2 separate regions of the Homo sapiens genome follow, and region 1 is linked to region 2. A link is a contact called in ENCODE Hi-C or POLR2A ChIA-PET data. All regions are on one chromosome and are shown on one strand. The core of a region is the stretch at or near the end of the contact, and the rest is flanking DNA. Distances in the headings are between cores, read along the strand shown.

The links. A loop is a pair of places that touch in the nucleus more often than their neighbours do. ChIA-PET counts read pairs that join two places held with the same protein, here RNA polymerase II (POLR2A). Pooled maps may share reads with other maps.
Region 1: a loop to region 2 is called in a map of sciatic nerve, with 5 times the contacts of the local background. The contact joins the promoter of PNPLA5 here to the enhancer-like site in region 2. A Hi-C loop is called at or near these places in 4 of 168 maps with a recorded cell type or tissue (astrocyte of the cerebellum, colonic mucosa, heart right ventricle and 1 more) and 1 of 50 pooled maps. POLR2A ChIA-PET finds 5 or more read pairs at or near these places in 2 of 52 experiments (AG04449 and Panc1).

The regions. Positions count from the first base shown.
Region 1 is chr22:43,889,831-43,893,348 of GRCh38, forward strand. It overlaps PNPLA5 (patatin like domain 5, triacylglycerol lipase), which reads right to left and starts at 2,183. Exons shown (of 9, transcript NM_138814.4): 1 at 1,858-2,183; 2 at 1,232-1,464; 3 at 1-34. The coding sequence starts at 2,050.
Region 2 is chr22:43,846,305-43,849,798 of GRCh38, forward strand. All of the region lies in intron 1 of SULT4A1 (sulfotransferase family 4A member 1), which reads right to left. Among named protein-coding and RNA genes, the nearest start is that of SULT4A1, 14 kb to the right of the region's middle. Within about 2 kb of position 2,172, at least 2 of the 41 ENCODE cell types and tissues checked have a DNase peak (open chromatin) inside an H3K27ac peak, as active enhancers do.

The DNA of each region.
Region 1 (3,518 bases), core at 933-3,432, 44 kb after region 2:
AGTAGAAAGGAAAGTATAAGGTGCAGACCAAGGCCTAGGAAGAGAAGAGTCAGCAGGAACACAACTGTGCATGCTTCTTGCATTCAGAACCTTCCTAGGCACGGTTTCTAATCCCAACAGCCTGCAAAGGAGGTGTCATCAGTCCCACGTCCAGATGAGGGAGCTGAGGCATCACCTCCCAGCCAAGCTCTCCAAGGGAAGCAGGGATTGGAGCACCTCTGTCTTGACACCCACCTCCTCTTTCTGTGGGTGTGCAGGGAAGGAGGCCAGGTGCAGGCTCCTGAGGAAGCCAGCCGGGGACCCCAAAGAGTGGCCCAGACTCCTTGCCTGTGTAGCAGTTGGGATGGGGCCTGGCACATAGTAGGTGCTCAGTACACATTAGCTGCCGTGACTGTTATCAGTCTGTGGGAACAAAACTGTCACCTGCATCTCCATCTGGTCAGGGCCAGGATGGGTTCTGCACCTCCCAGAGAGAGTTGGGACGTTTCCAAGGGTTCCATGAGACAAAGTCCTATATTCAAAAGTTTGCAAGCTCTGGGTTGGTGGTTCTCAACTAGGAGTGATTTTCTCCCCTACAGGACACCTAACAATGTCAGAGACATTTTTGGTTGTCACACTGTGTGCCTGCACTTGAGCGTGCGCGTACACACTATTGGCAAATAATAGTGTCAGGGTGTATGTGAAGCATCTTTTTTAGACATCCTATTTCATTTCAATACTGGATGGTTCCTTACCTCCTTACTTGGAGATGAGTTCATTATCGATACCGCCTGCCCCCCAGAACCACTGAGCATAGAAGCCCCAGGAAGGCAAGGGTTTCTGTCTGTTTTGCTCCCTGTTACAGTCACAGTGCCTAGAATAGTGACTGGCACATAATAGGTGTTCAATAAATGTCAACCCACCGCCAAAAAGCGGCGGGAGGATGGAGTGGGGTGGAGGCTGGGGCTAGCCAGCTGCCCTCTGGAAAGAGCAGTCCCTGTGGGGGCCCTGACTCAGCAGCCTGACTCTGCCGGGCCCCAGCCAGACCCTTCTGTGTGCAGCAACCTGGAAAGTCTCCAGACCCACCCTGCCGACCCTCTCTGGGCCTCAGTTTCCTCACCTACAAACAGGTCCACCCGCCCTCCCTCCTTCCGCCCCTGCAGAAACGTCTGACGGGGAAGTACCTGGATGTCACTCTGGACTAGATGGAGCCCGCCCACCAGCCAAGCCCTGGGCACCCCCCGCCCCACACCTGGATGAGCTCATCGCAGGTGGCGAAGTCAGTGACCAAGAAGTTGCGTCCGTCAGGCCAGCGGGTCAGCGAAATGCCCAGCCGCTGGGAGGCCAGGACGTGGGCGTCGGGGGGCAGAGCATCCTGCAGCTGCTGCTTGACGTGCTCGATGGGCGCGTAGGCCGGGTGCAGGATGCTTAGGCTCAGCCGCTCCAACTGCCCAACCATGCCCAGGAGGTGGGAGCAGCAGAAGTCTGCAGTGGGGGCAGGGAAAGGGAGACCTCAGCGCCCAGGGATCCTGCCAGTCCCTCCACACCCCCACTGCCCTCCTAGGTGCAGTGGGAGCGGGGTCCTCCCCACTCCAGCTCAGAATTTCTGGGCTCGGCCCCGGATTCAAATGATCCGTTCACCTTTTCACTTTTTGCCCCGCCGACCTGGGAAACAGAGTTTCTGGCTCTGAGCCACGATCCCTCCTCTGCAAATGGGGGTCACCTAGTCCCCAGCACTCGGTGTTCTCATGGGATTAAATGAGGCTGTGCCGGGGGTAGAGGGCGCAGAGCACAGCGCCAGGCACCAGCGTCTCTGGGCTCGATCCGCTTTCATTAAGCTGTCCCCGCCCCTTTTCGCCCCCGCGGTCCGGGACTCACCGACCGACTTGCCGCAGACGATGCTGACTGCGTTGAGCGCCCCAGACGAGGAACCGTAGATGCGGCGGGCGCCCTGGAGGAGGCGCGGGGCTCGCTGGCGCAGGCATTCGGTGGCGCCCACGTGGTGGGCGCCCAGGTAGCCGGCGCCGGAGAAGGACAGGTTCCATCTGCCCTCCTCCTCTAAGAAGCCCATGGCGGGTGGACCGGGCGGGGTGATCGGGACGAGGAAGGGTCACTCCGTGACCCGGGATAGGGCCGGGATGCAGCCTTGGACGGGGCTGGGCCCAAATGTGGGCTCTGGAGGGAGCCGGGCTGGGGCTGGTGCTGGTGCTCCCTGCGCCGCCCCCGGGCTGCGTCACCTGCGCCCCAGCCAATGAAGTCCCCGGGTCGCGATCAGCCCCCACTCCAGTTGTGCGCCAGGTGTGCCCCAGAAGTGCCCGCGCGCTGTGTATACGCTGGCGCCGCCCCCACGCGCCCGCCCCGGATCCGCATCGGGTCATAGATTTCTGGGTGACACGGCAGGGGAGTGGGACCAAATCTTGCCTGATCTCTGGTAGTCTGGGCAGATGTTATTCCAGTCCTCATTACGCAAATGAGGCAACTGAGGCGCAGCCCAGGATGGTGACAGCCAGGAAGTGGCAGAGTCGGACCCAGGACACCTGGTCTTTGGGGTCAAACCAGGCTTAAGTCCGCAGCTGTGCTGGTTCCAGGGAGGGACTTGAGGGAAAGAGAGGTCTCGGGGCCAGCCTCCGCTCCAGCCAGCACCACTGCACCTTCCCCTGGCTCACCCGCTCTCCAAGCCTCACCTACCACTACAGCCTGCTCAAACATCCCACCTCCTCCCTCCTCCCCTAATCAATCCATTGGAAAGTGCTTTATAAACTGCAAAGCTCCAAGAACTTGGGTTTGTAGTGATTAGGGCTGTCTGGGCTCCAATTCTGGCTCCAGAATGTCTTGGCTGGTGACCCTGGATAATTTAACTGATCTGTGCCTCAGTTTTCTCATCCATCAAGTGGGGATAATAACATTACTTACTCCATAGGACCGGTAAGGATTAGAGTTAATGCAAGTAACGTGTTTGGAATAGCGCCCGGCACTGGATAAGCACACAAACAATGGTTACTACGGTGATTGTTTTAATCAAGTGGCGCACAATCAATGGCAACCGCTATGTTATTTATTTATTTATTTAATTTTGAGGCAGAGTCTCACTCTGTCACCCAGGCTGGGGTGCAGTGGCACAATCTCGGCTTACTGCAACCACCACCTCCCAGGTTCAAGCAATTATCCTGCCTCAGCCTCCCAAGTAGCTGGGACTACAGGCACGCACCACCACGCCCAGCTAATTTTTGTTATTTTCGGTAGAGACAGGGTTTCACCATGCTGCTCAGGCTGGTCTCGAACTCCTGGCCTCAGATGATCTGCCCACCTCAGCCTCCCAAAGTGCTGGGATTACAGGCAGGAGCCACTGCGCCCATCCCTGTGTTACTGCTTTAATCACATGGCACATATCAGTGCCTTCTCATGTGAGCTCCTTGAGGGCCAGGTCCTCCATCTGTGCCTGGAAGAAGTGTGGCACAGTGTTTGTGGACTGAATGCTCAGCCCATGGCCTGGGTGGGTCATTTTCGGAGGAAGAGGTGGGAGGATCTGCTTCTCTTAG
Region 2 (3,494 bases), core at 922-3,421:
GTCATGCGATTCCAATGTGCTATCTACCTGCCCAGAAAAAGCCTGCAAATTCTTTTACATGCTCTCTCCTCTTTCCACCTTAAGGACAGAGGCTGTTTTGTCTTGTTCTTTGCTGCACCAGGAGAGCCAGCATGTGGCCATGCTCAATTCATATTTCCTGAGTGGACCGACAAACGCTGGTTGCTGCATAGACACTGAGTAATCAGAAGGGGATGTGTTGATCAAGGAAGACTTCCTGGAGGAGGGAGCTTTGGAGCAAAGGCACTGAAGGAAGGAAGTGGTCTGGCTTGGTGATGGAAAACAAGCTCTTTTCAATACACACAAAGAACTTCTCAGCCCATGGACTCTCCCACCAACCTGAGTAGGAAGTACCACCATCCTCATGGCAGACGAGGCTAAGGCCAAAATGTGCCAAGGGTTATAGAACCAGGGTGTGGCTGCCTTGCCTGTTCCTCCTGGTGAGGACCATCCACCCAGCAGCTCAGGACAGCTGCAGTGAGGGGGTCTTTGTCCTTAGAAATCAGACTGTGGGCAGCGTCCCTGAAATGGGCCTCTCCCAGTGACATTTTCATCACCTATTTTTCACGTTCCCCACCCGTGCAGCCCCGCAGGCCAACGACCCAGACAGACCTTCTCTGCACGTTAAAGTCTTCTTACATCAATATCGGCCACTTCAGTTCCACAAGTCCCGTCCTCACCCCCATTAAATATTTATGCCAGAATATCAGCCAAAGGAAGCTCTTGACTCGTCAGGTCCACCCGGCCCTGTCCCCGTGGCCCTTCTCTCCAGCCTGCCACATCAATTTCCTGGTTGAACACCTCCTGACCTTACGTTTTCCAGCTTCCAGGAGAATTCAACAGCAGGTCAACGTGGGCATCAGGGAGGGAGGGGCACCGAGAACACACACCACGAAACACGCAGGGAACAGGCCCCGGCCTTCCTAGGGCATAAAGCCAGCTGGCAAGATGTGATAACATGATCAAAGAAAAATGGTCATTATACTATCTGGTCACTTACCCCATTCCAGGCACACTTCTAAGCACTTGGAACCAAAGATCAAACCCAGCTTTGAAGACAGCCCTAGCTCTGCAAGGCCCTCTGCCAGACGCCAAGCTGTGGCACCCAGCACTCCTCCCACTGGTCTCTCTCCATGCTCCTGGTGGTGCCCTTGGGCATGGGCATGAGCCCTGCACAGCCCCTCCACCCACCCTTGCTGTGGCCATCTGCACCCAGGGGCTCCTGAGGTCCCAGTGATGTGGCCCTGCCAGCCCTCCACCCACCCCCTCTTCTCTGGCCAGCCTCCCACCCCCTTCCAAGCCCAGCGCCCCAGTGGCCCAAAGCCTTCAACAGGCTGCCCTCTGCCTGGCCAGCTTGGGCTTGCTCTGTGGGTCACTGCTCGCAGGAAGCCCTCCCTAACAACACGCCTCTCGATCAGGTGCCCCTGCCTGGTCCCACAGAGCCCTGGACACTGTCCTAGCACACTGTCACGCTGTGCCTGGCTGGGGCAAGCCCTGTGAGGGCAGGGAACTGGTCTTAGTCACTGTTTTAGTTTCCTGGGGTGCTGCTGGAGATCACCCAAAACGTGGTGCCTTAAAACAAAAGAAACGTATTCTCTCACAGTTCTGGAGGCCAGAAGTCCCAAAGTCGAGGTGTGGGCAGGGCTGCGCCCCTTTCTGGAGACTGAGGGAGAATCCTCTTCTGCTGCTCTCCCCTCCACCCGCCTTGCCACCACCCTCCTAATTCCTGCCTGGCGCTCTGACCCCAGCACAGGTACCCCCACCCACCCAGCGAGCCTTTTATTCACTCAGCAGAGGGCTCACTATGTGCCAGGCTCCAGGCTGGCCCAGGAGTCCCAGGAATGACACCATCCCTGCCACCTTCCAGAAAATGGAGGTGGTGATGCCCCTCCCTTCTTCACAGAGCTGCTGGGGTCAAAGGAGATGACACGCAGAAGGGCCACAAAGTGACCTGCTGAGGCCCAAAGAGAATCAATATAAACAAATGTCAACTCAGCAACTGAAATCAAGATGGGGCACCAGCAACAGGGCCTGCTCCCGTGCAAGGACACGCCACAGTCTCACAGCAAACCTGGCAACCCTCATCCACAGCACAGGACCGGACCCTCCTGGGACCTACCGATGAAGCCACACACCTGGAGCAGGCAAAGCAATGCCCACAGCCAACCCTGTGGTTCCCTCCACTAGCCTCGAGCAGGAGGGTCCACAAGCACTGCCCTTACTGACAGGGAAACAAGGCACTGGGAAGTGGGGGCCACGCCTGGAGCTGGAGTCGCTTCCCAGCAGGGCCAGGTGGGGCCAAGGCAGGAGTGAGAGGTGGAGGAGTCCTAGTGAGGCCTGTCATGTTGCTGTGGGACAAACAGGGGGCATGGGGCTGTGGCCACACTGGGCCCCTTGCAGAGCAGTGAGGGCAAATACACCGCTGCCGAGGTGGGGGCCTGGGAGGGCACCAATCTTCCTCATCACAGCTGGGCAGCTGGAAGCCAGCCCAGGCCCCAGTAGATCCACCCTGAGTGGGGAAGAGTCAAGCTTTCAAACAGAAACCAGGGGAGCCAACAGGGCAGAGCCACCTGCTGGCCAGTGACTCGAGCCAAACGCTCTCCAGCAGCTCTTCGCAAGTCGGCTGGAAGCAGTAATTCACAGAAGTGCTTCTGCTGACACCACTGCAATCACTTCTGAGTGGCAAACCGATCAATACCCCCTGCAGCAGCGAGCAGTGCACAGTGACACCTGGACTTGGGTCGAGGCCTGTGGGAGGCCACTGCTGTTCTGGGGTGGAACTCCCCAGGACTCTAGGGCATGGCCTGTCTCAACACCGGGCACAGAGCCCATCAAAATTCCCACCAGAACTCACAGAAAGCATCAGAACTGATCAGAATGGCCTGGAAACCACTAGGACCCTGTGGCTGAAACCCTCTGATTTTCACTCACAGGATTCACCAGTTGCACCTGTGATAGGGACAGGGGGCAGGGAAAGATGGGGCAGAAGACGGCAGGTCCCCAGCAGGGGTCCCACCCTCAAGCCAAAAGGCCTGATACCAAGACCCAAAGTGACAGCTTACATCCCCGTTTTCCCGCTCAGATGTTATCTCTTCCAAAACCACTCCCTGCCCCCAATCCTGTGCTTATAAAAACCCCAGAATTCAGCCAGCAGAGAGAGAAAAAGTAACTGGACGTCAGAGACTACGGTTGGACATCGGACAGAAGCAGTGTGACTTCAGAGGAACAGGCTCATGGTGTAGCTTCGGAGAGTCTGGCCAGGGATGGCCAGACTCCAGGGGAAGATAACCTTCCCACTCAGTCCCATTTTCAGCTCCCCTTCCCGCTGAGAGCCACTTTCATCAGCAATAAAATCCCCCACATTTACCATCTTCAATTCGTTCATGCAGCCTCATTCCTCCTGGATGCCAGACAAGAACTCGGGTGCCACGAGTGCAGGTGCAAAAGGCTGTCACACTGACCCTTAACCCTCGCTG